2 separate regions of the Homo sapiens genome follow, and region 2 is linked to region 1. The links are chromatin loops, found by intact Hi-C in ENCODE. Cell type or tissue: Calu3. All regions are shown on one strand. Each heading gives the region's core, and the rest is flanking DNA. Links, peaks and the distances in the headings are about the cores only. Region 1 holds the start of LOC124903545 (a long non-coding RNA gene). Region 2 has its middle 26 kb from the start of PDE8A.

Evidence for each region. A loop is a pair of places that touch in the nucleus more often than their neighbours do. Peaks named below come from ENCODE experiments on the same cell type or tissue, not always from the same donor. Only the 100,000 strongest peaks of a DNase experiment are listed, where the experiment ranks them.
Region 2: it touches region 1 in a loop (2.9-fold over the local background); 3 of 110 quality-filtered maps call a loop at or near these places.

The regions. Positions count from the first base shown.
Region 1 is chr15:85,139,280-85,155,721 of GRCh38, forward strand. LOC124903545 (a long non-coding RNA gene) reads right to left here and starts at 233. Exons shown (of 2, transcript XR_007064746.1): 1 at 47-233. RefSeq lists an enhancer at 10,421-10,590. In Calu3, for the core only: no CTCF peak of the experiment used is centred there; a DNase peak (open chromatin) is centred at 3,322.
Region 2 is chr15:84,947,917-84,964,358 of GRCh38, forward strand. It overlaps a transcript of SLC28A1 not described here. Among named protein-coding and RNA genes, the nearest start is that of PDE8A, 26 kb to the right of the region's middle. In Calu3, for the core only: CTCF peaks have their summits at 7,625 and 7,839; a DNase peak (open chromatin) is centred at 7,625.

The DNA.
Region 1 (16,442 bases), core at 251-5,250:
GGGCAACGTAGCAAGACCTCATCTCTACAAAAAATTTAGCATGCACCTGTGATCTCTGCTGCTTAGGAGCTGAGGTGGGAGGACTGCCTGAGCCCAGGAGTTCAGTGCTGCAGTGAGCTATGATCATGCCACTATACTCCAGCCTCGGCAGCAAAGCAAGACCCTGTCTCTAAATCATAAAGAAAAGAAAGAATATTCCTTACTTTACAGAAAAGACTGGTAGTTAAATGACTTTTTCAAGGTCACACAGGGCCAGATGAGTATGTTGAGAAGTTCTCAGAATTAACCTTAGTTCACTGCCTGGTACCTCTGAATGGGAATTGAGAGATAAGAGGCACACTGGAGAACTGACAGGGCTCTCAGAGATGGGTCCTGGGCACGAGGTGCCCATTCAGAGATGTCAGGGCACTGGAGGGCTGACAGGGCAAGCCCTTTGGAGTTTCTGTTTAAGGAAACAAAGGCTTTGTCCTGTGTTAAGATATTTGGCCTGAGATGGTAATTGTGGACTGAGCGGGGAAGACAGTTCTGTCCCCTCCCCAGGTGCAAAGAAAAAAGGAAACAAACCACACGAAGAACTCGACCATCTTGAGGCAGAGATAGCAGTGTGTGCAATATATGGAATTTGCATCACCAAGAGCTGGTAATAATTATCAAATAATCTGAAAGAGACTTTAAGATGAGTAGGCTTAACATGCTTAAACAGATAAGCGAAAAAGAAACTAAACCAGGCCAGGCTCAGTGGCTCATGCCTGTAATCCCAGCACTTTGGGAGGCCGAGGTGGGCGGATCACGAGGTCAGGAGATTGAGACCATCCTGGCCAACACGGTGAAACCCCATCTCTACTAAAAATAGAAAAAATTAGCCGGGCGTGATGGTGGGTTCCTGGAGTCCCCAGCTACTCGGGAGGCTAAGGCAGGAGAATGGCATCAACCCGGAAGGCAGAGCTTGCAGTGAGCCGAGATGGCGCCACTGCACTCCAGCCTGGGCGACAGAGCAAGACTCCGTCTCAAAAAAAAAAAAAAAAAAAAAAAAAAACACACAAAAACCTAAACCAAGACAGACAGTTTAAAAATAAAATAATAGATTTGACAAAAAAACATATTAATAGACATTCTAGAGATGATGACTATAGTCACTGAAACAGACAAAAAACTTCAATGTCTAGGTGTCACAGAAGACCAGACGTAACTAGAGGGAATTAGTAAATTGGAAGACAATGAAGGGACTCAATTAGAATACAGCACAGAGAGAAAAATGGAAAAGAAAATATGAGAGCAGAAAGAAACACTTCAAAATATGTCCAATTAGGAGATCCAGAAGGGAGAGCAGGAAGAAGCACCATCTGGAGGAGTGCAGAGTCCTCCAGGATTTGATAGACGCAAGTCCGCAGATTTAAAGGCACAGCGAATCCTAGGCAATATGAATAAATCCATACAAGTGAAACTAGACCAGTGAGCACAAAGAGAAATACAAAGCTGAGAAAAAACAGTCCGGGCACAGTGGCTCACGCCTGTAATCCCAGCACTTTGGGAGGCTGAGGTGGGCAGATCACGAGGTCAGGAGTTCGAGACCAGCCTGGCCAATGTGGTGAAACCCCCGTCTCTACTAAAAATAGAAAAGTTAGCCAGGCGTGGTCACGGGTACCTGTAGTCCCAGCTACGTAGGAGGCTGAGGCAGGAGAATCGCTTGAACCTGGGAGGCAGAGGTTGTGGTGAGCCAAGATCGCACCATTGCTCTCCAGCCTGGGCAACAAGAGTGAAACTGTGTCCAAAAAAAAAAAAAAAAATCACAGGAAAGCAAAGAAGAAATAAAGTGCAACTAATGCAACCAATAAAAGACAAATGGAAAAAGAAAATGCATGAGTTAGAAAAGACAGTGGCAGAAATAAGTATAAACTCATACACAAAATCAATTGTAAAGATCTACATGTAAAAAAAAGTAGCATATGGTGAAACCCCATCTCTACTAAAAATACAAAAATTAGCTGGGCTTGGTGGCGTGTGCCTATAGTCCCAGTTACTTAGGAGGCTGAGGCAGGAGAATCGCTTGAACCCAGAAGGCGGAGGTTGCAGTGAGCTGAGATCGTGCCACTGCACCCCAGCCTGAATGACAGAGCAAGATTCCATCTCAAAAAAGAAAACAAAACAAAAGTAACATATGACAAAAGATACAAATCAAACTAGGTAGCTCAAATCAATGTAAATTTATTGTCTTATGTTTCCTGGGACTGTAAGGCTGGAGGTCAAGGTGTCCACAGGGTTGGTTCCTTCTGTAGGCCCAGAGAGAAAAACCATGCTGTGCTGCTGACATGTTCCTTAGCTAGCAGATGCATTGTCCCAATCTCTGCCTCCATCTTCACATTGCCTAATGTGGGACTTGTGTCCTCCCTTCTATTTATAAAAACACTGGTCCATGCTAAATCCAGGCTGGTTTCACTTCAAAATCCTTAACTAATTACATCTGGAAGGACCCTATTTCCACATGAAGTCACATTTTGAGGTTTCAGGGGGACACTGTTCTACCCATGACAGATGGTGATACCACATTCTTGTTTGCTTACTCTGATGAAGCAAGCTGCCATATTGTGAGCTGCCTTGTGAGACACACATGGCAAGGAACTAATGTTAGCCTGCAGCTCACAACCAGCAAGGAACTGAATCCTCCCAGCAACCACGTGAGTAAGGTGGAAGTAGATCCTGCCCTAGTCAAGTCTTTAGATGAGACCACTCTCCCAGGAGACACCTTGATTACAGCCTTACAAGAGAATCTGAGCCGGAGGGCCCAGCTAAGCTACACCTGGAATCCTGACTCACAGAAACTGAGATAACACATGTTTTAAGCCATTACATTTTAATGCAATTTGTTACACAGCAACAAATAACTAATGTGTAAACTGTAGAGCACTGAAAAAGACTGAAGCAGAGCTACAGATGTTGACGGGGAAAAATTAATAATATTGGATGAAAAGGCAAAATTGCACTAAGATGTAGTTTATGTAAATTTTTTGAATACCCAAAACAATACACTAATGCTCATGTAAAAATAAATAGTAGGAACATTAAAATTCAAATATTCAGGAAGTTTACAAATACTGTGAACTGGCTTGTACAATACTGCCTAGCTTCCTGGTGAACACACAAAGTAGAGAGTGAAAAGCCTTTCTTCCAAACTCCTTTGCACCAAGGTTTTTATATCTAATTTAGGTTCACTTGTCAGATGGCATTTGTCCAAGACTCTGATTTAGAACTGAGTCATAAATGGAAAAAAGCAAAGGTCCGCATTGGGGCATCAATTTTGAATGTCAGAAATGCCATTCTAGACCCAGCAGCTATAATGACAGCTTCCTGATTGTGGTAGAAACAAGGCTCTGGAGGCACGGCAATAACCATGGCAGCCCAGCCTGAGGTGTGATCTTAAGGAGACTTTCCAGGAAACACAGTCAAGGGTCTTATTTCTTCAGCTCTTGCACTGATAAATCCCTTCAGCTTAAACCAGCTAGAGGAGTTCTCCAGTCTCAAAATTAAGGACTCTGATCAAGACCAGAAGTATATACTCCAACTTGACAATGGCAGTTACCTATGGAGGCTGGGGAGGGGTCTGGTGCTGGGAAAACATTCAGAGGGAACTATGTGTATTTTCTATTTTTGAAATAATACATAAAGCAGAAGCAGGGCATGGTGGCTCATGCCTGTAATCCCACTACTTTCGGAGGCCGAGGCAGGCGGGTCACCTGAGGTCAGGAGTTCAAGACCAGCCTGGCCAATATGGTGAAATCCCGTCTCTACTAAAAATACAAAAAAAAAGTAGCTGGGCATAGTGGCGGGCGCCTGTGATCCCACTTACTTGGGAGACCGAGGTGGGAGAATCGCTTGAACCCGGGAGGCAGAGGTTGCAGTGAGCTGAGATCGTACCACTGCACTCCAGCCTGGTGACAGAGCAAGACTCCATCTCAAAAAAAAAAAAAAAAAAAAAAAAGGTAGACACAGAAAAATGTTAATATTTATTAAGTCTAGTGGTGAAGTACATTGATTTTTTAAAGGCAGCTAGGGCCAAGGCAGCTAGGATATTTTTTCTTCTTTTGAGACAGGTCTCTGTTGCCCAGGCTGGAGTGCAGTGGCGCAATCAGGCTCACTGCAGCCTCTACCTCCCAGGCTCAAACAGTTCTCCCACCTCAGCCTCCTTGAGTAGCTGGGACTATAGGCACATATTTTAAGCAGAGAAAGTAGTACACAAAACAGAAGCCATATGAAAACACAATTAAAAAATCAACAATAAAAATCAAAATATTTTATGTGACAAATGACAATATGTCAAAAGCAAGGAAATGTTTATAATTCATTTTATAAAAGCTTACTTCCATAATACTGATTTTTAAAATTTTTATATGAGAAAATGAACAGTACGGTAGAAAAAATTTAAAAATGTTATGAACAGAAAGTTTGTAGAAAAACAAAAGGTTCTTAAAGTTTATACTACACTGATAGTAATCAAATGCAAATTAGAACCAATTTGAGATATTTTTCACCTTTAAGATGAGTAAAGAATAAAAAGTTTGATAATATAGTATGTTAATAAGAATGTGTGGGCCGGTTGCAGTGGCTCACGCCTGTAATCCCAGCACTTTAGGAGGCCAAGGCAGGCAGATCATAAGGTCAGGAGTTTGAGACCAGCCTGTCCAACATAGTGAAACCCTGTCTCTACTAAAAATATAAAAATTAGCCAGGCGTGGTGGCGGGCACCTATAATCACAGCTACTCCAGAGACTGAGGCAGAAGAATTGCTTAAACCCAGGGGGCAGAGGTTGCAGTGAGCCGAGATGGCGCCACTGCACTCCAGCCTGGGTGACAGAGCAAGACTCTCTCGGGGAGGGGGCGGGGGTGGGTGGTAAAAAAAAGAAGAATGAGTGGAAATGACATGGCAGGTGAGTATAATTAGTACAACCTAATTACAAATTTGCCAAATCTATCCAAATTGCAAATGTACATGCAGTGTGACCTGGCAATTCTACTTCCAGGATTTTAGCCTAAAGATATTTACACGTGGGAAATAATAGTCTACAAAATTATTTATTATTTACTACTTATATTAGTAAAAGACTGGAAACAAATTGTCTATCATTTAAGAAGAGTAAGTAAACAAGTTACAGGTATGACCATACAACAGAATACTATGCAACTGTAAAAAAGAATGAGGAGACTTATTTTCCAGATCCGCATGTAAGGAACTTGAAAGTCGCCACTTCATTCTAACAAGTAAAAAGCTAAACAGCCTGAAAAATCAACAGCTCTTCCTAGATCTGTAAGAAAGGTGAGGATACAAGTCAAACTGCTGCCCCTAAGATAGGAGAGACCAGCAGGCAAATACAGGAAATTATATCTTACTGGAGCAGAGATTCATGAGTGGAAACCACCATGGGAACCAGTGCCAGGGTAGAAGAACCTGTCAGTAATTGAAGAATTGGTGGAGGCTCAATGTGGACAGTCTAAGAATTAAAACTCCTGGGGAACCCAGTTATAAGGGGTGCCCCCCGCCTGCACTTTCGTGAATTTTACCTCCAAGAGCTTCACAGTTCTCACAGTAAATATAACAGGAAAATTCCCTCATACTTCCAGCAAAGAGAGGAGGAAAGCACTGTTTTGTTTATAGCAAAAACACTGCGAATGAATGAAAAGTGCTTTTGATGGGCTCATTAATAGGCTGGACATGAATTAGGAGTGAATCTCTCAGCTTGAAGACATGTCAAATAGAAACCTACAAAACTGAAAATTAAAGAGAATAGGACTGAGCAAAATATCCAAGGACTATGGAGCTAAAAAGTTGTAATATACATGTTATAAGAATAGCAGAGGGAAAATACAGAAAGAAAAGAACAGAAGAAATATTTGAGGCCAAATGTGGTGGCTCATGCCTGTAGTCCCAGGGCTTTGGGAGGCCAAGGTGGGAGGATCACTTGAGGCCAGGAGTTTGAGACCAGCCTGGGCAACATAGTGAGAGCCACACCCATTTTTAAAAAAAAGCCAGGCCGGGCACGGTGGCTCAGGTCTGTAATCCTATCACTTTGGGAGGTAGAGGCAGGTGGATCACCTGAGGTCAGGAGTTCGAGACCAGCCTGACCAACATGGAAAAACTCTGTCTCTACTAAAAGTACAAAATTAGCAGGGTGTGGTGACACATGCCTGTAATCCCAGCTACTCGAGAGGCTGAGGCAGGAGAATCGCTTGAACCCAGGAGGCAGAGGTTGTTGAACCAAGATTATGCCATTGCACTCCAGCCTGGGCAACAAGAGCGAAACTCTGTCTCAAAAAAAAAAAAAAAAAAAAAAAAACCCAAAAAATGAAAAACACATAGATTAAATGGATGGAGAAAATATACCACACTAACACTAATCAAAAGAAAGCAAGACCATCCTAGACAACATGGTGAAACCCTGTCTCTACTAAAAATACAAAAATTAGCTGGGCGTGGTGTTGCACACCTGTAGTCCCAGCTACTCAGGGGGACTAAGGCAGGAGAATCGCTTGAACCTGGGAGGCAGAGGTTGCAGTGAGCCAAGAACGCGCCACAGCACTCTAGCCTCATGACAGAGCGAGACTCTGTCTCAAAAAAAAAAAAAGAAAGGAGTAGTTACATTAATTGCAAACAGAGGAGACTTAAAAGCAAGGAAAGTTATCAAGGATAAAGAAGGTCATTAGATTATGATAAAGAGATCATTTCTCCAAGACATAATAATCCCTAACATGTATACACCAAACAACATAATATCAAACTACATGAGCCCCAAACTGATAGAACTGTAAGGAGAAAAGATTAATCCACTATTACACTGGGAGATTGCAACACTCTTTTATCAGAAGTAAACAGATTCAGCTGGCAGAAAATTTAGTAAGGACATAGTTGAATCCTACAACACTATCAGTCAACTGGATATAACTGACATCTATAGACTAGTTCAGCCAACAACAGCAGATTACCCTTTCTCCTCAACCCCACATGGAACATTCACCAAGACAGACCATATCCTGGGTTATAAAACACACTTTAACACATTTAAAAAAGGAAATTAGGCCAGGCGCAGTGGCTCACGCCTGTAAACCCAGCACTTTGGGAGGCCGAGGCGGGCAGATCACGAGGTCAGGAGATCAAAACCATCCTGGCTAACACGGTGAAACCCTGTCCCTACTAAAAATACAAAAAAATTAGCTGGGTGTGGTGGCGGGCACCTGTAATCCCAGCTACTTGGGAGGTTGAGGCAGGAGAATGGTGAGAACCCGGGAGGCAGAGCTTGCAGTGAGCCGAGATGGTGCCACTGCACTCCAGCCTGGGTGACAGAGTGAGACTCCGTCTCAAAAAAAAGAAAAGAAAACAAAAAACAAAAAAAACAAATTAGGCCAGGTGCAGTTGCTCATTCCTGTAATACCAGCACTTTGGGAAGCCAAGGTAGGAGGGTCAACTTGAGCCCAGGAGTTCAAGACCAGCTTGAGCAACATGGTGAGACCCTGTCTCTACAAAAAATTCTAAAAATGACTGGGTGTGGAGGTACACACCTGTGGTCCCAGCTACTTGGGAGGCTGAGGTAGTAGAATCACATGAGCCCAGGAGTTCGAGACTGTAAGAAGCCACGATTGCACCACTGCACACCAGCTTGGGTAACAGAGCAAAACCCTGTTTCCTAATTAATTAATTAAAAATAAAAATCAGACAGTATCTTCTCTCAGAAGACAATGGAATTAACCTGTAATCAATAACAGAAAGACAATTGGAAATATTCAAAATATGTGGAGATTAATGAACATACTTCTAGGGCCGGGCACCATGGCTCACATCTATAATCCCAGCACTTTGGGAGGCCGAGGCAGGAGGATCACCTGAGACCAGGAGTTCAAGACTAGCCTGAGAAACACAGTGGGACCCTGTCTCAGCAAAAAATACAAAAATTAGCCAGGCATGATGGCATGCATCTGTAGTCCCAGCTACTCAGGGGGCTGAGGTGAGAGGAACTCTTGAGCCTGGGAAGTCAAGGCTGCAGTCGGTCATGATGGCACCACTGCATTCCAGCCTGGGCAACAGAGTGAGACCCTGTGTCAAAAACAAAAACAAAAAAACACACATAATTAACACATGGGCCAAAGAAGAAACCTCAAGAAATTTTCAAATATTTTAAACTAAATGAAAATTAAAACACAACTTACCAAAATTTGTGGCATACAGTGAAAGCAGTGTTTAGAGGGAAGTTTATAGCATTTAATGTGTGTATTAGAAAAGAATACAGTATACAATTAATTATCTAAGCTTCTACCTTAGGAAACTGGAAAAAGAACAAATGAAATCCAAAATAAACAGAAGAAATAGTAAAAAATTAGACCAGAAATCAATGATATTAAAAACAGGAAATAAAGTCAATGAAACCAAAAGCTGGTTCTTGGAGAAGACCACAAAATTGATAAGGCTTTAGCCAGGTTTACTGAGAATAAAAGAAGACACAAATTACTAATATCAGAAACAAAAGAGAGGATATCACTACAGATCTCATAGACATTAAAAAGATAAAGGAATACTATGAATAACTCCACACCCACAAATTTGATAACCTAGATGAAAAGGACCAATTCGGCCGGGCATGGTGGCTCATGCCTGTAATCCCAACACTTTGGGAGGCCGAGGCAGGTGGATCACTTGAGGTCAGGAGTTCAAGACCAGCCTGGCCAACATGGTAAAACCCTGTCTCTACTAAAAATATAAAAATTAGCCAGGTGTGGTGGCAGGCACCTACAATCCCAGCTACTCAGGAGGCTGAGGCAGGAGAATCGCTTGAATCTGGGAGGCGGAGGTTGCAGTGAGCCGAGATCATGCCACTGCACTCCAGCCTGGGCAGCAGAGTGAGACTCAGTGTCAAAAAAAAGAAAGAAAGAAAAGGACCAATTCTTTGAAAGACACAATCTGCCAAAACTCACAAGAAACAATCAATCTGAATAAGCCTATATCTATTAAAGAAATCAATAATTAATAACTTTTCAAAACAGAAAATGCCAGGCTCAAATGGGTTCACTTGTGAATTCTGTTAGACATATAAGGAAGAAATTATACCCTTATTTTACAATCTGGTTCAGAAGATCAAAGCAGAAGGGATACTTTATAACTCATTATATGGGGCCAGACTCATACACATACCAGACAAAGACATGGCAAGCAAATGACAGACCAATATCTTTCATGAACCTAGATACAAAAATCCTCAACAAAATATTAGCAAATAGAATCCAGCAATGTGTAAAAAGAATTACACTTCACAACCAGATAGGATTTATCCCAAGTATGAAAAACCACAGTTATCATACTGAATAGTGAGAAACTAGAAGCTTTCCTGCTAACAACAGGAGCAATGCAAGGAGGTCCCTGTCACCATTCCTTTTCAACACTGGACTGCAGTCCAGTGCAGAGAAAGGATATACTGAATAAGAAGGAAGAAATAAAACTGTGTTCGCAGATGACATGATTACCTATGTAGAAAATCCAAAAGAATAAAAAAACCTGGAATAAGCCATTATGGCAAGGTTACAGAGTACAATGTTAAAAAACAAAAGTCAGTCACTTTCCTATACCAACAATAAGTAGAATTTGAAATTAAAAACACAATAGTATTTATGTTAGCCCCCCCACCTCAAAATGAAATACTTATATATAAATCTAACAAAATATATACAAGATCTTTATAAGGGAAACTACAAATCTTATATGAAAGAAATCAAAGAAGAGCTGAATAAATGAAGAGCTATTCCATGTTCATAGATAGGAAGACTCAATATTGCCAAGATGTAATTTCTTCACAGCTTCATCTAGATTCAATGTAACCACAATCAAAATCCCAGCAAGCTATTTTGTGGATCTTAACAAACTGATTTTACAGTTTACTGGAGAGGCAAAAGACCCAGAATAGCCAACAGGATACTAAGGGAGAAGAACAAAGTTGGAAGACTGATACTACCTGACTTCAAGACTTACTATAAAGCCACAGTATTCAAAAAGATGCAGTAGGGCGAAAGAATAAATAGATCAATGGAACAAAATAGAGTGCCAGAAATAATGGACCCCACATAAATATAGTCAACTGATATTTGACAAGGGAGCAAAGCAACACAATGAAACAAAGACAGTTTTGTGTTTTTGTTTTTGTTTTTTTTTACTAAATTGTGCTAGAATTGAACATCCACATACAAAAAAAAAAAAAAAAAGAATCTAGACACAGACCTTACAACCTTCACACAGATTAACTCAAATTGGCTCATAGGCCCAAATATAAAATGTAAAACTCCTAGAAGACAGCATAAGAGAAAACCTAGGTGAGCATGGGTATACTGAAAACTTTTTAGATACCACAACAAAGGCACATTCTGTGACGGAAATAACTGATCAGCTGGATTCCATTAAAGTTAAAAACCTGCTCTGTAAGAGAATGTGAAGAGGATGAGAAGAAAAGCCACAGACTGGGACAAAATATTTGCAAAATGCACATAAAGATCCAAAATATACAAAGCACTCTTAAAACTCAGCAATAAGAAAACAATCTGATATTAAAATGGGTCAAAGATCTTCACAAAGACTTCACCAGAGAAGATCTACAGATGGCAAATAAGGATATAAAAAGATGCACCACACCATATGTCATCGGGGAAGCACAAGCTAAAACAACAGTGAGATACCACTACACACCTGTTAGAATGGCCAGACTCGAGAACACAGACAACACCAAATGCTGATGAGGATGTGAAGCAACAGGACGTCTCATTCATTGCTGGTGGGAAGGCAAAAATGATACAGCCGCATTGGAAGACAGTTTGGTAGTTTTTCACAAAACTAAATGCAATCTTACCAAATGATCCAATAATCATGTCCTTGGTATATACCCAAAGGAGCTGAAATTTTATGTTCACATAAAATCCTTCACATGAATGTTTACAATGGCCTTATTCATAATTGCTCAAGCTTGGAAACAACCAAGATATCCTTCAGTTAGTGAATGGATAAACTGTGATGCATCCAGACAATGGAATTTTATTCAGCACTAAAAAGAATTGAGCTATCAAGGAATGAAGAGACACAGAGGAACCTTTAATGCATATTACTAAGTGAATGAAGCCGATCTGAAAGGGCTACATACTGTACGATTCCAACTATTGACAGCCTGGAAAAGGCAAAAGTGTAGAGACAGTAAACAGCTTAGTAGTTGCCATGGGGTAAGGGGACACAGAAGCAAAGCACAGCAGATTTTTAGGGCAGTGAAAATACTCTATAATGGTAGATGCATGTCATTATACATTCGTCCATACCCACAGAATGTACAACAGCAGAGTGAATCCTAATGTAAACTAGGGGCTCTGGGTGATAACGATGTGTCAATGTAGGTTCATCAGCTGTAACCAATGTGCCACTCTGCTGGGGGAGTTGCTAATGGGGGACGGCAGAGGGTATGGGGAACACCCATAGTTCAAAAACTTTTGAAAAGCTTCTTCTCAATTTTGTTGTAAACCTAAAAACTGCCCTTAAAAATCAAGTTTTGTTTGTTTGTTTGTTTTTGAGATGGAGTCTCACTCTGTCACTCAGGCTGGAGTGCAATGGCGTGATCTTGGCTCAATGCAACCTCCACCTCGCAGGTTCAAGTGATTCTCCTGCCTCAGCCTCCTGAATAGCTGGGACTACAGGCACCCGCCACCATGCCCAGCTAATTTTTGTACTTTTAGTAGAGATGGGGTTTCACTATGTTGGCCAGGCTGGTCTCGAACTCCCGACCTCATGATCCACCTGCCTTGGCCTCCCACAAGTGCTGGGATTACAGGCATGAGTCACTGCACCTGGCCTCCAAAATCAACTATTTTTAAAAACCCACAAGCCATGTATCATTTTTACAAAATGAGGAAACTCGTGTAGATATGAAAAAAATTACCAAGATATATTTATAAGTGAAAAAGCATAAGCATAATGCAAAATAAGATACACATAGGCAAGCATTTGTTTAAGTGCTAAATTAGCTTAAAATCATGGAATGTATGCACAAGAAACCAGTAACACAGATTGCCTGTGGGAAGGAAACAGTGACTAGGAAACATAGTCCCTGTTCCCTACAACAGCGGGGAAACTTTTCCCATATGCTCATTTGTTCCTTTTGAATTTTGAACAGTGCTCCTGAGGAACTTAAAGATGTAAACAGCCGGGCGCGGTGGCTCACGCCTGCAATCCCAGCACTTTGGGAGGCCAAGGCGGGCAGATCACAAGGTCAGGAGATCGAGACCATCCTGGCTAACACGGTGAAACCCCGTCTCTACTAAAAATACAAAAACAAAACTAGCCGGGCTTGGTGGTGGGCGCCTGTAGTCCCAGCTACTCAAGAGGCTGAGGCAGGAGAATGGCGTGAACTCGGGAGGCGGAGCTTGCAATGAGCCGAGATCGCGCCACTGCACTCCAGCCTGGGCGACAGAGCGAGACTCCGTCTCAAAAAAAAAAAAAAAAAAAAAAAAAAGGTATAAATAAATGTAAAGGTATACCTTATTTTGGGGGTGAATTAATTCTGTAAAAACGTCACTTTTTACCTAAATTGCTCCATGAATTTAGCATGAATCCCAATCGAAGAAAAAAATTTAGTCAAGTGATTCTAAAGTTCATATACTACGTGATGGTGTGATGCAGTAAGAAATGTATATTTGGTCTTTGTCCCCAGTTGCTAACACAGAGCTCCTAAATACTTGCAATTTCCTGGGTGATAGGAGCATCTTTTGTTCTAATGAGTCAGCCCCTCATGAGGAGAGAGCCTTAGATAGTTTCAGGATGAGGCTGCTTGCCAGAAATATCAAGCCATGATTAGAGGGGTAGAACTTTCAGCCCTACCCCTGACCTCCAGGACTGGGAGAAGAGCTGGAGTTTGAGTTAATTACCAGTGGCCAATTATTTAATCAATCACGCCTAGGTAAGGAGTCCTCCATAAAACTCTTAAAAAACAGGGTTGGAAGAGCTTCTGGACTGATAAACACATCAAGGTACTGGGAGGGTGGGTTCCTGGAGAGGGCATGGAGGCTCCACACCCACCTCATGCCTTGTCCTGTGCATCTCTTCCATTTGACTATTCCAGAGGTGTATCCTTCATAATAAACTGGTAATGGTAAGTAAAGTGTTTTCGTGAGTTTTGTGAGCTATTCTAGCAAATTATCGAATCTGAGGAGGGGGTTGTGGGAAGCCTCTGACTTTATTCCAGTCATTCAGAAATATAGGAGACCCAGGTGGGCACGGTGGCTCACGCCTATAATCCCAGCACTTTGGGAGGCTGAGGCGGGCAGGTCACTAGGTCAAGAGATTGAGAGCATCCTGGCCAACATGGTGAAACTCCCTCTCTACTAAAAATACAAAAATTAGCTGGGTGTGGTGGCAGGTGCCTGTAATCCCAGCTACTCAGGAGGCTGAGGCAGGAGAATCACTTAAACCCGGGAGGCGGAGACTGCAGTGAGCTGAGATTGCTCTACTGCACTTCAGCCTGGGTAACAGAGCGAGACTCCATCTCAAAAAAAAAAAAAAAAAAAAAAAAAAAAAGTATGGGAGACTCAAACTTGCAATTGGCACCTGAAGTGGAGACAGTCTTGTAGAACTGAACCCTTCATTTAAGAGTCTGCACTCCAAATAGCGTCAGAACTGAATAGAATTTGGGATATCCAGTTGGTATCCAAAGAGTTGGAAAATTGGTTGATGTGAGGAAAAAAAACCCACACCAAGAAGTGTGAGTTGAAACAGTTCAGAGAAGAAGAGCTAAGAAAATTCTGGAAGTAAAGAGTGATATGGTTTGGCTGTGTGTCCCCACCCAAATCTCATGTTGGATTAAAATCCCATGTGTCCGGGGAAGGACCTGGTGGGAAGTGATTGGATCATGGGGTGGATTTCTCCCTCGCTGTTCTCGTGATAGTGGCTGTCACAAGATCTGATGGTGGAAAAGCGTGTGGCATTTCTCCCTTCACTGTCTCTCCCCTGCTCCGCTATGGTAAGATGTGCTTGCTTCCCCTTCACCTTCCACCATGATTATAAGTTTCCTGAGGCCTCCCACTCATGCTTCCTGTTAAGCCTGCAGAACTGTGAGTCAATTAAACCTCTTTTTTTTATAAATTACCCAGTCTCATGTAGTTCTTTGTAGCGGTGTGAGAATGAACTAATACAAAGGGTAAAAAGAAAGGACTGGCCCTAAGATATGAAAATATAAAGCTGCCATGATTAAAACTGTGAGGCACTGACTTTTTTAGATGAAAAAGTGAAACTGAACAGAGCCCAGAAATAAATCAAAACACACAGGAAATCAGTATGTGATCAACATACTGATATTCAGTGATATTTCACATCACTGAAAAAAAGATGGATTACTCAATAAATGGTGTTGGGATGACTGGGTAGGTGTCTAGGAAGTAAATTTTTTTTTTTGAGGCAGGGTCTTGCTCTGTCGCCCAGGCTGGAGTGCAGTGGTGCAATCACAGCTCACTGCAGCCTTGACCTGGGGCTCAAGCCATCCTCCCATCTCAGCTTCCCAAGTAGTTGAGATTACAGGTGCATACCACCACACCTGGCTCATTTTTTTGTATTTTATAGAGACAGGGTTTCACCATGTTGCTCAGGTTGGTCTCCAACTGCTGGGCTCAAGTGATCCGCCTGCCTCAGTCTCCCAAAGTGCTGGGATTACAGAAGTGAGCCACCATGCCTGGCCAGAAATAAATTCTTAATGTGCCAATGCTTTAAAAGTGAAAGATTAAACATAAAAATATGAGAAGAAACCATGAAGAAAATATTTTTATCATCTCAGAGTAGAAAAGGCATGACATAAAACCCAAAGTTCATATAAGAAAAACCTGCTGATTTCACCTATCGTAAAAGAAAAAAATCTGTTCCAGGCTAGGGCTTGCTTGGGAGGGGAAGGAGGTGTGACATCAGTTGGAGCCCAACAGTAATTCAAATGACAAACAGCAGGGTGGGGATGACAGCACAGATTTATGCGTGCTGCTCACAGCAGTGCTGAATCAGGTTGAGAAATTGGAAACAACCACAATACCCAACAATAGGTGAAGAAAGACTCAGTATGGTTAAGAAGAAAAATTCAAGATGATTTCCAAAAGGGGTGCTTTTTGCAGCCACTAAAAATAATGATTTAGAAAAACCAATCAGTGAAATGGAGAAACGTCAAGACTGTGTTATTCAGTGAAAACACGTCGAACACATATTTCCTTCCACTTTTTTTCCTAATCACATATTGCTTCTGAAGTGTGGAAGGGGAAGCAATGTGTGATTAGGAAAAGAAGTGGAAGGAAATACCCTCAGGCATTTTCAGTGGTTCTCTCTGGAGGCTGGGATTACAGGTGATTTATTTCCTACCTTGTGCTTTTCTGGCTTTCCCCAAACTTTAATCCATTTGATTACTTTTGCAGTTTGTTCTAAGGTTTTTTGTTTGTTTGTTTGTTTGTTTGAGGTGGAGTCTTGCTCTGTTGCCCAGGCTGAAGTGCAGTGACATGATCTCAGCTCACTGCAACCCCTGCTTCCCGAGTTCCAGCAACTCTTCTGCAGCCTCCCGAGTAGCTGGGATTCCAGGCACACCACCACACCTTGCTAATTGTTGTATTTTTAATAGAGACAGGGTTTCACCATATTGGTCAGGCTAATCTCGAACTCCTGACCTCAGGTGATCCACCCGCCTCAGCCTCCCAAAGTGCTGGGATTACAGGCATGAGCCACTGCACCCAGCCTGTTCTAAGGTTTAAAATCAGAATGATGGCCACGCGCGGTGGCTCACACCTGTAATCCCAACATTTTGGGAGGCCAAGGCGGGCAGATCATGAGGTCAGGAGATCGAGACCATCCTGGCTAATATGGTGAAACCCTGTCTCTACTAAAAATACCAAAAATTAGCCGGGCGTGGTGGCACGTGCCTGTAGTCCCAGCTACTCGGGAGGCTGAGGCAGGAAAATCACTTGAACCCGGGAGGCGGAGGTTGCAGTGAGCCGAGATCGCACCACTGCACTCCAGCCTGGGCGATAGAGCGAGATTCCATCTCAAAAAAATAGATAAATAAAATAAAATCAGAATGACTGAGAAGGTAGTGTGAGTCACATGACTAGGAAATGCGAGAGACAGAATCGGACTTTCCAGGGAAGACAACCCTTGGATTTGGACATAATGAGTGTCAGGGCCTGTGGACATCCAGGGAGCAGAGCCTGCTGGAACTGGACTCTAGGGTGCCCCTGGGGTCTGTGCTGCGTCTGGCTCCATGCACAGGACACAGGCCTTGAAATAATCAAGGATGGAGAGGAAGAAGGGGAGAGCCGCACAGCGCAGCAGTACCCTGGGCTGTCAGAGTCCACGCGGCAGCCCTGGAGGAGGTCCAGGACCCCCAGGACCACCTGGGGCTGGAAAGCAACAGAGCAACAGTGTC
Region 2 (16,442 bases), core at 5,203-10,202, 190 kb before region 1:
GAGCTCGGTAGTATTGGTGCAACATTTTGTAAGTCTAAACTATTCTAAAATTTAATAGTTTATTTTTTAAATGGCATGGGGAAAAAAAAACTGCGTGGACACAGATGCTGTATAACTTGTAATTCAGCCCATGGGTAACTCTGTCCTAGACAATGCATGTCCCAATAGGCAACATGCCAAGGTCTGTGAGTTGACTAATGGGCTACATTGACCCCCCTTCTGCCCCTTTCTTCCCATGGCCCTGCCCTCACCTCTGCTGCCCCCTCAATTTAATTCAAGCTCATGCCTTCAGCTGAATGTTAATTAGTCCTGACCTCTTTGCAACCACATGAAGAATATCATCTGCTTGAAATTACTTTTGACTTGGGATTAGTGAGCCCTGAGGTTGGACAGGACCTTAAACATCATTTTGAGGGTGTCTACCTCCCCATCCAGCTTTTCTGAGAATGTTTATACCCACTGTATGGATGGCCTCTGTCAACATGTTTTTATGTTTGAGTCATGAGACTCCATTCCCATGAGTGATTTGCTATTGAACCAGGATTGAATGCCTGACTCAGGGCAGGCCAAATCTGTACTCTTGCCAATGGCCTTTTGGATTCTTGGGAAGGAATATGAATTATAAAACCCAGAAACAGAGCTGGGAGCTGAGTCACCACGGTGGGGCTATGGCTTGGAGCTGACCTCATTCCCTCCCTTACTGCAGCCCAGTTGTTCTGCTTTTCCTTGGATTCCATGACAGCCAAATTCTTTCCAGAAATCCCCTCTAACCTAAACTAATTGAGAAGGTTCCTCTTTGTAATGAGAAGGACATTGCCTAGGATAGTCACTTTGTTAACCCCCGATTCTGCTTGAAATCAAGCAGTCATTCATCATTTGCTTAAACCTCATCAAGATAATAACCTCACGCCTCTCATTGCTACTCCACATTGGAGAGCTCCACTTCTGAGAAGGTTCTTTTTTGATTTTGCATCAAAAAGTGTTTTGCTTTGATCCATCCCAGTTTTGCCATTCTGGGCCACTCTGAATGGGTCTCATCTCATATGTATATCTTTGTTGTCCTTTTTCCTACTTACCAAAGTAATACTTGCCCATTAGTTTTAAAAAGTCAAATCTTAAAACTTATAGAAATGGTTTAATCCCTTTTCCACATGACAATCCATCAAGTATTTGAAGATGATGCCCATCCAGGCTTCCCTTCTCTGAGCCAGGCACCCTTAGTTCTTTCAGCTGTTCCTCACATAACACATAGCAGGGTTTCAAAATTTGCTCCAGACCTGATTCGAAGCTGTTCTGAATTTGTGTGCAGACAGTGCATGAGTCAAGAGCAAGTCGAAGATGAAGCCAGAACACAGCATGGTAAATATGATCTCATGGGTGGAACCAAGATGCTGTGATGAGACTAAAGATTGGATATGGTCTTAGGAGGATATTTGAAAGAGGCAGACTTATTAGGAAGGGTGTTTTGCTTTGTTGTTTGTTTTGTTTGAGATGGGGCCTCTGTTGCCTGGGCTGCTGTGCAGTAGTGCAAAAATCCTGGCTTGCTGCAGCCTGGACCTCCTGTGCTCAAGGGGTCCTCCCACCTCAGCCTCCCACCTCAGCCTCCCAAGTAGCTGAGACTACAGGTGTGTGCCACCATGCCCGGCTAATTTTTTTTTTTTTTTTTTTTTTTAGAGATGGCGGGGACTCTCTCTATGTTGCCCAGGCTGGTCGTGAACTCCTGGCCTCAAGTGATTCACCCATCTCTGCCTCCCAAAGTGCTTGGATTACAGGTTTGAGCCACTGTGCCCAGCCTTAGGAAGGGTGTTAAGAAGCTACATGCCTGCTTCAGAAATCCTCAAATCCGAGGGCTTGCATGTTGAGGGTATAATTTGAAGAGCAGTTGTCATTTAGGAGAGAATGAGAGAAAGTCCTGGCCTGGATCATAAAGGCACTATCTCTAGGACACAGCAGGAATGGGGTGGGAAGGACTTATCTACAGGGGTATCCTAATTGCCCACCACCAAGGAGTGCAACAAGTTCCTACCTTGCCTGGAGGTTGCTTTCCATTTCCTGAGTGAGAGAAACTGCAGCTTTGGATGAAGTTCTGACAAAGATATGGAATGGTGGAATGGGGACAATTTGCCAACAGAGACTTTGTCACTGGCAGGGATGGGGAGGCAGCACAGCCAGGCGATTGTCCCACACTTGAGAATAAAGCCATTTAGGAAAGAGACTCTGCAAGGAAAGGCAGCGCTTGGATTGAACCCTGTCTCTGCTGGGCAAAATATCCTAATGAGGAAGGAAAGGCAGAGGCAACAAAAGAAATCAACGTGGCTATGAGTGAATAGCAAGGATCTCATTCATAAACTCAAAATTTTAAAATATCAGGCACCAACATCAGGCTGAAGAACACTTGACCCGTGTAGAAAGACAGCTGGCTGTCCTCCAGTCGCCAGTCTCCTTTTTTTTTTTTTTTTTTTTTTTAGTAAAAACTGACAATCCAGCTGGGCATGTGGCCACTTACAATAAAAACTACATTTCTCAGCTAGGCGCGGTAGCTCAGGCCTGTAATCCCAACACTTTGGGAGGCTGAGGTGGGAAGAGTTCAAGATCAGCCTGTGCAACATAGTGAGACCCTGTCTCCATAAAAAATAAAAAATTAGCTGGGCATGACGGTGTGTGCAAGCAGTCCTAGATACTCACGAGGTTGAGGTGGGAGGATCACTTGAGCCTGGGAGATTGAGACTGCAGTAAGCTGATAGCACCACTGCACTCCAGCCTGGGTGACAAGAGTGACTCTGTCTTAAAAGAAAAAGAAAAAGGACTACATTTCTCAACCTTCCTGGGTTAGGGGTGGCCATGGTCTGGCCAGTGGGGTGTGAGCAGAAGTCCAGTAGGCAGCCTCCCATCATGCCCTTGGAAGAGGGTTCTGTTGACTTTTTCTTAAGGGTCAGATAGTAAATATTTCAGCTTTCGTGGGCCATATTGCCGTGTTACGACTACTCAACTCTGCACTTGTAGTTGAAAGCAGCCATAGACAAACAGAGTGGCTGTGTTCCGATAAAGCCTGTTTACAAAAACAGGAGGCCAACCTGCAGGCTGTGGTTGCTGACCCCTGCCTTAGATAAATGGGGGCATCCCACACGTTCTTGGTATATTTCACATTTTTGCTCCATGCTAGTTGGAATGCAGATGGGAAGGTGAGCAAGCTTGGACCATGAAGACAAAGGCAACACCCGAGAGATGGAGCAGCTTCAAGTTGAAGGGAGCCTGAGGCCGTGGCTCGCCTCTGTAGTCCCAGCACTTTGGAAGGCCAAGGTGGGCAGATCTCTTGAGCCCTGGAGTTTGAGACCAGCCTGGGCAAAATGGTGAAACCCCTTCGAGAAAAATTAGCTGGGAATGGTGGTGGGCACCTGTAGTCCCAGCTGCTTGGGAGGCTGAGACAGGCTTGAGCCTGGGAGGTGGAGGCTACAGTGAGCCATGACCCACTGCACTCCAGCTCAGGTGACAGAGCGAGACCCTGTCTTAAAAAAAAATAATTAAAAAAAAAAAAAAGAAGGAGTCTGGGGTCCTGATGTCTTTGCAGAGCAAGACTGCCACGACAGCACAAACTTTATGTGAGAGGGGAATAAGTTTCTATCTCCTTTATGTTATTATTTGGGATCTCTTATATGAGCCTGCTAGTAGACAGGAAGAATAAGATAGGTGGCAAGAAGGAGCAGATTTGCCTCTTTCCTGCGGGGATCCTGATGAACAAATGGGAACAAGCTATTATTAACAAAGTGCCCATCATCCCTGCCTGGCACTCCTGGTTCTCTGGTAACATGGGGCTGGTACATTCACCTGGAGTCCTAAATGGGCCCGCTCCTTCTGACAAAGTCTAAATCTGAAACATACCTCCCACTGGCCACCAAGACTTCAGAGAAAAAAGAGAGACTCCTGATACATATCCGAGGGGAAGTGGAAAGAGAGCCAGATGGCCAAACTGCAAAGTTTTCCAATTTAGCTTCATGATGGGAAAACACCAGAGACAGAAGGCAAGGCGAGGCAAGGGAGGCTCACAGCAGTTTCCAGCCTCAGGCTTACAGAAGCAGGAGTCGGCAGAGGTCCATGTGCTGTGTATAACCTTTCAACACACAGTGACCTGATCCACTGGTAAGTGTGGCCCAGTCTACCCACTAAGATCCGTGTTCCCTCCCCTTGAAGAACAGCAAGGAACTAGAACAGGAGCTAGAAGAAGGACAGGCTTCTCAGGTCCCCATCCTGCTCCCCTCCCACCTGCCAAACACTGCAAATTATGTTGAGAGCAAAAAAGAACAAGGAAGAGATGATCCCACAAGGACTGCTTGGAGCAGTTTTCTCATCCTCACACAGGCTGTGTGGCTATCTGCTCTCTATACAGACATCTTTCCTATCTTTCCAAGGTGGGACTCATTTCTCATCTACAAGTAAGAAGGCAGTAACCCACAGATCAAGACTGCCAACCAGATGGACACACGAAATGCTGCTACACACTCTCCTACACGTCAGTAAATTCCTTGCATCCAATGACTCCATGTGCTTCAGTGACGGACCATGAGTGAGCCTGACCAGGCTGGAGATGCCACCACGCAGGTTACTTCCTCCACTCAGCCCCAACTGACAAAGGACACATTTTTATCCCAGCAAAACTTCTGTTTTTCTTTTTCCAAGAAAACAGAAAAGTCGCCGGGCACGGTGGCTTACGCCTGTAATCCCAGCACTTTGGGAGGCCGAGGCAGGAGAATCGCTTGAGCCCGGGAGTTTGAGACCAGCCTGGGCAACATGGTGAAACCAAGTCTCTACAAAAAAATACAAAAAAATTAGCCAGGTGTCGTGGTGCACGTCTGTAGTCCCAGCCACTCCTGGGAGGTCGAGGCTGCAGTGAGCTGTGATCGTGCCACTGCACTCCAGCCTGGAGAACAGAGTGAGACCCCGTCTCAAAAAATAAAAAAAATTTTTAATAATAAAGTATAAAGAAAAGTTATTTAAAGATAGAAAATTCACTTTATAAACAAAAGATTGCTTTTATCCCTTGAAACTTCCTTCCTCAATAAGATTCTTTTCTACTTTTAGAGGAGTCCATTGTTTATATTACCAAACTATTCTTTTCAATGCCATCGCATCAATTAGAAGACAAATAAGCTCCATCAAAGCATACAGCTTTCAAGGGATCTTTTCTTGGGCAGTGCCCAGAGGGCAGATATTTCTAATCTCTAATCCTTTTTGGATCTGGGGCATGTCATTATTTCAGTGTCAGCTGCTCTGAGCCAGAGTGTGGCCCGATGCTGCAGTCTGGGACCAGGGTCCTCCAGGTAGGCCCAGAACCCAGAGGTGAGAAAGTCTAATGGCTGGTATGGAAAAGACAGGGCCTCCTTCTGAAAAGTTCCGTAACTCGGTGAATCATCTTCAATGACTTAAACTGTTAGGAGTCTCAGGAAGTTCATGTCAAGAGCTCTCAACAGCTGGTGGGTTTTATCACTTAGAGGTGTGTCACTGTAATTAATTGATTCCTTTATAACAGTGGAAAGCCTGAGCCAGGTGGCTCACACCTGTAATCCCAGCACTTTGGGAGACTGAGGCTGGAAGATTGCTTTGAGCCCATGAGTTCAAGACCGGCCTGGGCAAGATAGCGAGACCTTGTCTCCACTAAAAATTTAAAAATTAGCCCAGCATGGTGACAAGCACCTGCAGTCCTAGGAGTCTGAGACAGGAGGATTGCTTGAGCTCAGGAATGTGAGGCTACAGTGAGCTGTGATCACACCACTGCACTCCAGCCTGGGTGACAGAGCAAGATGCAGTTTCAAAAATAAATAAGAAAAGTAGAAAAATATAATAGTGAAAGTACTGGAGTTTATGAATGATTTACCTCATTTGTAAAAAATGTATAAATCAGAGGGGTATATTACTTAGGATTCTTTTGGTTGCAAATGACAGACAACAAATCAAATAGCTTAGGAGAAGAGGAATGTATGGGCACCAGGAGGGATGAGGGTGTAGCTGCAGGCAGCTGGGCCTGGGGACTTCATGACTCTAGGGCTCTGCCTACCGCTGAGTTCCTGCTTTTGTTGTGTTTGTGTCTTCCTGCACTGTGACCTCCTTCTACTGAATTGGATTTCTCCATAAGACTGGACCATGGCCATCAGAAAATCATGGGTTCATATATTAGCTTGTTTTCCTGATAGCTAGTTGTGGCAAAGAAAGCAAACCTCCAAGAATGTGATTGATCTGTCAGGGACGTGTGCCCTCCTCCAGACCCATTGTTGAGGCCTAGAAAATGGGATAGGGTGATCAGTGTGGCCTGGCTCTTCTGCCCACCCCTGAAGCAATCACTGTGACCAGGGAGGTAGAAGCTGGCAGCTCCTATTTGAACAGAAAGGGAAGGAGGAGCAGTTTCCCACGAGATCGGGGGTGTTGTTTCCTGATGAAAGCAACCATTCTTTCCATTTATCTATAAAGATTTCAAATGATAGCATATCTTCAAAAATCTGAGATAATAGAAATAATGGAAATGTAGCGCTTGAAATAATTTAGGGAAAAAGGGACTAACGTTTTCTGAATGCTTATTGTGAGACAAGTTATTTGCATATGCTGTCCGTGTAATCCTTAAAAACAAACAAACTATGTGAGGTAGATATTATTATCCCCATTTTACCAACAAGGCAACTGAGACGTGGAGAAGTGAAGTGGTTTGCTCAAGGGCACACAGTTCAGCGGCTGAGCCAGGTTTTGAACCCAGTTCTGTTTGGTTTTAATGCCAGATACTTAACCATTGTAGCACGTTGGCTTCCTCATTGATCTGCCTAGTAAACAGGTATATGATATGTGTAAAATACTTTACATTATTTTTATTTTAATTAATAATACTGAGTCATTGTGGTATTTTTATGACATGGCTGCAAATTTTCTAACACTCCTCCCATGAAGCAGTCAGATCTATGTCCTCTCCCTGTTAATCTGGGCAGGCTTGTGACTGCTTTGAGAAAGACGGCATGGTAGGAATGATGCCATGTGACTTCTGAGGCTGGGTCATGAAAGCCCAGGCAGTTTTGGTCTTGTTCGCTGGGACACTCACTCTTAGCACTCTGACCCACCACAAAGAAAGAGTTCTCCCTGCTCTGTGGCTGCCACGCTGTGAGGAACCCAAGTCATCTGGAGGAGTAACATGTAGGCACCAGGTCAACTGTCCCAGCTGAGCCCAGCCTGCAAGTCATCATAGCCCAAGTGCCAGACACGAGCGAAAAAGCCTCTGGGTGGTTCCAGCCCACAGCCATTCGAATCTTCCCCACTGAGGCCTCAGACATCATGGAACTGAGACAAGCCATCCCCTTTGGTGCCCATCTAAATTCCTGAGACAGTGAATCCGAGAGCATAATGGATGGTAGTGGTTTTATGCAACGGGTTTGGGATGTTTATTCCATAGCAACAGATAACTGGAAGAGCCTCAGAACAGCAATCAAAGATGTCTGACCGTGAAGCATCTGGAATACAAGAAGATGAAACTGAGGAACGCTTTGCATCAGTAAAGTAGCAAAGTCATGATTTTTCCCAATACAGAAGCTCTTGGAACACTCGCGCTGCAGTCTCCCTTCTTCCACCAGGTGGGGTGGATGCATTGGTGGCTGCCTCCACAGCAGTTCCTCACGGAGCAGTGGAAGACTGGGTTTCTTTGGTTCAGCGGGACTGTGGCTGACCCCACCCCAGCTGGGATCCCTGGCTGCGAGGCTGCAGAGCACAGAGCCCCAGGAGGGCTTCGTTTTGGCTGCTGCTGGGAGCCTCTCCCTTTTGTGGGGGAGGTCGGTGCCTCTGAAGGAGGATAGAATCTGAAAACATATTCTCCTGGCAGGCTCTACCATCCCACTGCACTCCTATCAGGGTTGTGGACAGGAGGAGTCACTCTCTGTGTAATGCAGCCCCCTAGGTGCGGCTCAATTTTCCCTCCCATTGGACCTGAGGTAGGGGCATTGACCCCAGCCTTCCTGATCAAGGGATAGGATCCACAGCGAACCCCCAACTTCCTCCTTCCCTCTCCACATTTCCTTTTTCCCTTCCATTCAAATCAAAGTACAACAGATACTTGATTTTTAAAGTCAAATGGTACCATAGTTATATCAGCAACAATAACAGGAAAACATTTCGGTAATTCCCTCCCCATCCCTGACTTCTCCCCTTCAAACTCTTTCAGTCATTTCTGTTACTTACATCCATATTTCTAAGTAATGCATCCATACTGCTATTTTCTCAAATTAGTGATTTTAGATAGTGCCTTTTTACTCCCCATTACAGAAGATGAAGCATTAACTCTTTCATACCACCCCATATTCCATTTGTCCTCCCTTTCTCCTCCCAACATGGTAATATACAACTTTCAGAAAAAGCTGTATTCCATTAATGTGTTTCTGTCTGATTATGGCTATAAGACTTGTGCATTGGTGAGCCATGGAGCATATTATCATTACATTTCCTATCTTGCGCATTTTTCTCTCTCCCTTCCTTCCTTCCTTCCTTCTTTCTCTTCCTTCCTTCCTTTCTTTCTTTCTTTCTTTCTTTCCTTCTTTCTTTCTTTCTTTCTTTGTTTCTCTTTCCTTTTTCTTTCGACAGGGTCTCACTTTGTCACCCAGGCTGGAGTGCAGTGGCACAATCATGGCTCACTGCAGCCTCAACCTCCCAGGCTCAAGAGATCCTCCCACCTCAGCCTCCTGAGTAGCTGGGACTACAGGCGCACACCACCACACCTGACTAATTTTTACTTTTTTTTTTTTTTTTTTAATAGAGATAAGGTCTTCCTGTGTTGCTAAGGCTGATTTCAAACTTCTGAGCTCAAGCAATTTTCCTGCCATGGCCTCCCAAAGTGCTGGGATTACAGACGTGAGCTACTGCACCTGGCCTCTTGCACATCTTGTTCCTTCTGAACATATCACCATAATTCTTCTAATTTAAGACAGTAAGATGTGCCATTTTTTATGTACCACTAAGAAAGAACACTCCCAACTAAACTGTGACACTCCATTGTTTGTAGGATGCATCTCCATATCAGAAATGTTAAAATGTGAAAAATTTATGCATTTTCAAATCCATATACCTTGTTTTTTTGTTTTTGTTGCTTAGATTTCTTTTTAACTGTCATTATTTCTTCCCAAATTTGTTAAGAAAATTATTTTTAATTTTTAAACAACTTTATTGACATATAATGATATACTATAAAATTACCCTATAGTGTAAAATTCAATGGTTTTTAGTATATTTAGTTGTACAGCCCATCACCAGAATCTATTTAAGAATATTGTCATCACCCGAGAAGTCATTCCCCAACTCCATTCTTTTGCACGTAGTTTTTTGTTTGTTTGTTTTGTTTTGTTTTGTTTTTTGAGACAGAGTCTCACTCTGTTGCCCAGACTGGAGTGCAGTGGCGCAGTCTCCACTCACTGCAACCTCTGCCTCCTGGGTTCAAGCGATTCTTGTGCCTCAGCCTCCTGAGTGGCTGGGAGTACAGGCGAACGCCACCACGCCCAGCTAATTTTTGTATTTTTAGTAAAGACAGCATTTTGCCACATTGGCCAGGCTGGTCTCAAACTCCTGGCCTCAAGTGATCCACCCATCTATGCCTCCCAAATTTCTGGGATTACAGGCATGAGCCACCATGCCTGGCCGACAACACTATTCTCTCTGATTGAATTGTTTTGGCACCGTTGTCAAAAATCAATTGACCATAATATGAGGGTTTATTTTTGAGCTCTTAATTCTATTCCATTTATCTGTAGTCTATCCTCATGCCACTACCACACTATTTTGATTACTGTAGCTTTGTAGGAAGGTTTGGAATCAGGAAGTATGAGTCTTCCATCTTTGTTATTCTTTTTAAAGATTGTTTAAGCTATTCTAGTTCCCTTGCATTTCCATATGAATTTTAAAATCACCTCATCAATTTCTGCAAAAAACCCAGCTGAGATTTTGATAGAGATTGCATTGAATATGTAGATCAATTTGAGGGGTACATCCAGTTTAAAATATTAAGTCCTCTGATCCATGAACATGGGATGCCTCTCCGTTTGCTTAGATCTTCTTTAATTTCTTTCAACAATGTTTTGTAGTTTTCATTGTACAAGTCTTGCACTTCATTTATTAAATTTATTCCTAAGTACTTAGAATTTCTGAAGAAAACAGAATTGTTTTCTTCATTTTGTCATTGGATTGCCCATTGTAGAAATATACTTGATTTTTGTATATTGGTCTTATATCCAGAGAAAATTGTTTATATATATAAATCCGCAAGCTCTGAGAGCTATTTTCTATAAGGTCCTATATCTGATTCCCTCTTTTCCCGAGATGTTCCTTCTGGAACCCTGTGTTATCTTATTCCACCTGGTTCTCTTCAGGCCTGCTGCTGCTCAGCTGTCACCCTGGGACTTGCTTACACCTCTCTTGGGTGGATGTCCTATTTTTGGAACCCTTGTCTTTCTCTTTCTTGGGTTATTCCCTCATTTTGGTAGAACACCTGAGAAAGTATACACAAGAGATCAAATTTTGTGAAAAATTGCATATCTGAAAATGTCTTTATTCTACCATCACACTTGGTTAATAGCTTAGTAGGGAATATAATCTAGGTTTGGAAATCACTTCCTCTTACAGTTTTTTGTTTGTTTGTTTGTTTGTTTGAGGCAGGGTCTCATTCTATTACCCAGCCTGGAGTACAGTGGTGCAACCGTAGCTTACTGAAGCTTTGGTCTCTCAGACTCAAGCCATCCTCCCACCTCAGCCTCCCAAATAGCTGGGACTACAGGAAGGCACCACCAAACCTGGTTAATTTTAAAATTTCTTTTATAGAGATGAGATATCATTATGTTGCCCAGGATGGTCTCAAAATTTTTTTTATTTTATTTTTATTTTTTGAGATGGGGTCTTGCTGGGCATGGTGGCTCATGCCTGTAATCCCAGCACTTTGAGAGGCTAAGGTGGGTGGATCACTTGAGGCCAAGAGTTCAAGACCAGCTTGGCCAACATGGTGAAACCTCATCTCTACTAAAAATACAAAAATTAGCAGGGTTGAGTGGTGCACACCTGTAGTCCTAGCTACTCGGGAGGCTGAGGCAGGAGAATCGTTTGAACCCAGGAGGTGGGGGTTGCAGTGAGCCGAGATTGCGCCATTGCACTCCAGCCTGGGTGACAGAGTGAGGCTTCATCTCAAAAAAAAAAAAAAAAAAAAAAGAGATGAGGTCTCACTCTGTCACCCAGGCTGGAGTGCAGTGGCATGATCACAGCTCATTGCAGCCTCGACCATCCCAGGCCTAGGTGATCCTCCCACCTCTGCCTCCCAAGTAGCTGGGATTACAGGCCTTTGCCACCATGCCCAGCTAATTTTTGTATTTTTTATAGAGATGGGGTTTTGCCATGTTGGCCAGGCTGGTCTCAAACTCCTGGCCTCAAGTGATCTGCCCACCTCGGTCTTCCAAAGTGCTGGGATTACAGGCATGAGCCACCATGACCAGTCAGGGAAGTTTTATATCCTTTCTTTGTTAATTTTCTCTCTTTCATTTTCTCTATTTTCTCTTTCTGAAACTCCTTTTTTTTTTGTAATGTTAGACCCTCCGAATTTATCTTCGAATTTTTTTACCTCTCTTCTCTTATTGTTCTTTCTTTATAATTTTGTTTGCTTTCTGAAAATTGTCCTTAAGCTTGTCTTCCAACTTTTCTATCAACTTGTTTCCTGCTATCATAATTTTAACTTTCCAAAGCTCTTTCCTCATGGTTGGGTTTTCTTTGTTTCTAATATGCCCTTCCTGTTTCATGTGAGTAATATCATTTCCTGTGTCTCTGAGAATATTAATAGTTTCAAGGCATTTTTCTTTGTCCATGTGCATTGTCTCTGGACCCTCCATTCCTTTTTGTTTTGTTTGTTTTGATCTCTGTCTTCCATATTAGATTCTGTCCTCAAATCTATGGTGATCCTTTGTTTTACGTTCATACGTAACAATGAGTCCCTGAAGAGTTGCTTAAACACTGAGGAGTTGGGGAGGGATAAGGCTTATCAACTAGTGTATCTTACTGTGAGATAACTGGGCTGAGACCATCTATTTCAATGGGGGGAACTCTTGGATTTCAGTACCTATAAATCTATTTTCTGGGGTCATGATATTTCTCCAGAGAAGAATCTTCCAGTCTCCTGCCTGGAGAGGGCACACATAGGGTAGAGAAAATTCCAGGAATACAGTGGCACAAAGAGGGAGGAGGTGGTGCTGAACATTCAGTTTATAAACTCTCCCGTAATCTTTCTTTAAAATACAGAACATTTTCCACTCCCCTGTGCCTGCCTGCTTTTTTTTTTTTTTTTTTTTTTTTTTTTTTTTTTTTTTTTTTTTTGAGACAAGGTCTTGCTCTGTCGCCCAGGCTGGAGTACAGTGGCGCAATCTCAGCTCACTGCAACCTCCGCCCCTGCTGAATTCAAGAGATTCTCCTGCCTCAGCCTCCCAAGTAACTTGGATTATGGGCATGTGCCACCATGCCCGGCTAATTTTTGCATTTTTAGTAGAAACAGGGTTGCACTATGTTGCCCAGGCTGGCCTCGAACCCCTGTACTCAAGCGATCCACCTGACTCGGCCGGCCAAAGTGCTGGGATTACAGGCATGATCCACTGTGCCTGGCCTGTGCCTGCTTTTCTGATTCAATATCTCCATAGGATAAAACTCCAGTTTCCTGTCAGAGAAGAAAGAGCCACCTGGATGTGGGTGATGGGCAGGTGGGCCTGGGGCTCTAGGCTTTCAACTCCGCTTCCTGTTTTCAGCCCCACCTTCGCCCTCGCTTTTGCAGTAATAGGTGCCTCCAGTTCCTGAGCTTCACAGTTCAGCTTTATCAGCTCTGCTTCCAAAACTGTGTTAACATTCCTTATCTCTCCTGTTGCTGCTCTCACTCTCTTAGTCCTTATTGCTTTATAAATCTTTTCTTTCTTTCCCCTTTTTTTAGTGGAGTTTTGAGCGACAACAGTGCTAACTACAGGTGCTCTCAATTCAGCATGTTTAACTGGCTGATCCTGAATTGGCTTTGCAGGGACAGAATAGCAGGGTGAGGGAAAGCCTGGGCTTTAGAGCCAGACACATACATGGTTGAGTTCCGGCTCCACTTCTTCACATCCCTGTGTGTCCTCGGGCAAGATAATTTCAGGTTTCTCATCTGTAAAATGAGAATATCACCTCCGAACTCGTAGGGGTGTTGTAAGCATTAACTCTGATAATGCAGGCATTTTTGCCTAGCCTTATCTGAATGCAAGGCCGTGCTCTGAACCATCCAAGCAGCCTGCCTCTTTTGAGAACAGCGTGACTCAGAAAGGGGCTTCTCTTTTCAGCCTGGATTTCAGGATAAAGAAATGCATGGAATAGAGCCGCAGCAACCTCAGGTGACTCATTCTGTGAGTGAGAGAGAATTTTTTTTTTTTTTTTTAGAGACAGGGTATCACTCTGTTGCCCAAGCTGGGGTACAGTGATATAATCATGGCTCACTGTAGCCTCAACCTCCTGGGCTCAAGGGATCTTCCTACCTCAGTCTCCCAAGCAGCTGGGACTACATGTATGTGCCGTCACACCTGGCTAATATTTTATTTTATTTTATTTTTTGTAGAGACGAGGTCTTGCTATGTTGACCAGGCTGGTCTTGAACTCCTGGCCTTAAATGATCCTACTGCCTTGGCTTCCCAAAGTGCTGGGATTACAGGTATGAGCCACTTTGCCTGGCTGAGAGATAAATCTTGATGGTCGTAAGACACTAAGATTCCGAGACTGTTACGGCAGCATCATTTAATGACAGTTAATTAATACAGCAGCAGTTTAAGGTGGTCCAAGTACTCCAAGATGTTGGGTGAGAGAAGCTCATGCCAGGTAAAGTCACTAACTAGGTGAGACAGCCAGGAAGAGTTTGGGATTCACAACGGCAGCACCTACGACAGAGATACTGCCCTTCATCAAACCACTGGGGCAAGATGATTCATTGAAATGTTACCCTGTGCTCATTTGGTTTACATTTGCTCCTCCCCTGGCTCTTTCAAGCAGAGAGTGAGTCCCTTGGTGTTTCCTTGCCTTGGGTATTTCTGGTGGTCAGAGCATAAAAGCTATCGGAAGTTGGTGGGTCTTTCTGTCTTTTGCAATAATCTTGACCTAAATTTTTTTTTAAATTTCTTAATTATTTTTAGAGACAGGGTCTCACTCTGCCACCCAGGCTGGAGTGCAATGGTGTGATCATAGCTCACTGAAGCCTCCAACTCCTGAGCTCAGGTGATCCTCCCGCCTAAGCCTCCAGAGTAGCTGAGACTACAAGTGCTCACCACCATGCCCGGCTAATTTTTCTTTTTTGTAGAGACAGAGATCTCGCTATGTTGCCCAGGCTTGTCTCGAACTCCTGGCCTCAGGTGATCTTCCCTTCTCAGCCTCTCAAAGTATTAGGATTATAGGTGTGAGCCACTGCACCCAGCCTTCGTTGACTCTTTATAGAGACTCTGTAAGGTGTCCTGGAAAGAGAAGAAAGAAAGGGTGGGCCTATGATTTTTTGTTTTTTGAGATAGAGTCTTGCTCCGTCGCCCAGGCTGGAGTATGGTGACATGATCAGGGCTCACTGCAACCTCCATCTCCTGGGCTCGGGTGATCCTTCCACCTCAGCCTCTGGAGTAGCTGGAACTATAGGTGCATGCCACCATGCCTGGCCAATGTTTTGTATTTTTAGTAGAGATGGGGTTTCACCATGTTGCCCAGGCTGGTCTCAAACTCCTAGTGCTGGGATTACAGATGTGAGTCACTGCACCAGGCCAAGGGTGGGCCTTTGAGAGCAGGAAGAAGGGAGAGGAAAAGATTTTTACCCCAGAAGGGAAAGGGGCAGAGTGTGACTAGGGCTGGGGGTAGGGAGGAAAGGTCTCAAACCTTGACTCTAGGCAGTGTCCAAAGGTGACAAGGCCTTAGAGGACATGGCTGCCTGGTACACTCAGGGAGAGTGGATCTGAGCACAGAGCTTTCGCCCCTCCCTCACAATTCCCACATTCCAAGGGTGACTCCAAATCAGCAGAGCCACCAAGCCTGAGGTGCCACAAGGCTGGGATGATGGATGTTCTGCATTTGCTAGTGTGACCAGTGGAGCCAGCCTGACGCCTCAGCACTGCCTAAGACCCTGGGACCTTGGCAAAATCTTGAGAATGGGGGAGGGAGACTCAACGATATGCCTGAGATTGAATTTCTTGCCAGCTCAGTGGGATAGTGGCTTAGAGTCAGATTTAAATTGAATTAGAAAAAATCAAGAAACAGGCCAAACCACTCCAGCCTTGCAATCCCTCGGGCTATCCCTAGCCACACCCCTTACTCTCATGCTCACCAACAAGCAGTGCCTACCACCACTGGATGCCCCATGTGACCCATAGCTGAGGATCTTTATACACCCTCTCCCCAGGAGTGGGCATCCACTTGTGTTTCCCTGGACAGGGAGCTTCCAATCTTCCATCCTGAGGTCCTGCTAGAATGGGCTGTTAGAATATTCCCTCACTAGATAGAGGGGTGGGGAAGCAGGAGTCCAGTTTCAGAAGCAGGGAAGGGACTACAGTCATAGCGAGTGGTGGACACGTGGCGGAGGGTGGGACACCCTTTCACAAAGTGGCCCATCACACCACAACACAGTATGGGACAGGGCTGGCTTCTCTTCAGCTCTGGCATGGCCAGGGAGGGTACCTACCTGGGGTCCAGCTGCCCCCCCGAGCCTGTCTATCAGCCATTGTACACCAGGCCAGTCCATGATGGGGTTCACCCAGGATGAGACCTGGACAGCAGCTGAGCCATGCAGAGCAAGTGGGTGGTTAAGAGGCAGATGGTCCAGTTGGTGCTTTCAGGCAAAGTGCCAGCTCCTCATCATGGCTCATGAGGATGCTTAGATCCAGCCCCTGATGACCCCCTATTTCACCTCTAGCCATTTCCTAGCACAGCGCCTCCTCTGTCCTAGCTCCAGCCTCACTGAGCTGCTTTCAGTCCCTTGAAGGAGTTGCACTCTCCTTCCTCTCGGCTCTTCCACAGGCTGCTCCAGACGCTTGACCACTCCTTTCTTTCATGTACCTAATTCCTACTCATCCCTCAGGACCCAATGTGGCTGTCTTCTCTAGGAAGCCATCTGAACTTATAAGTTGAGTTAGGAGTCTGTTCTGGACCTCCCACAGCACCCTGATTCTCCTGTCTTGGCCCCTGTCATACCTTGTGAAGTCTTGTTTAATCATCTATCTCATACATGTCAGTATGCTTCTGGGGGAAGGAAATGTGTCCATCTTGTTTAAAACAGTATCTTTAGGGCTTGATGTCTAGTGAGGGAGGAAGGGAAGGGGAAGGAAACGATAAGGGCATGGGAAGGAAGGATGGAAGGAAGGAGGGAAGGAAGAAGAAAAGAAGAGAAACAGGGAAGGAGGCAAGGAAGACATTGAAGGAAGATTGCC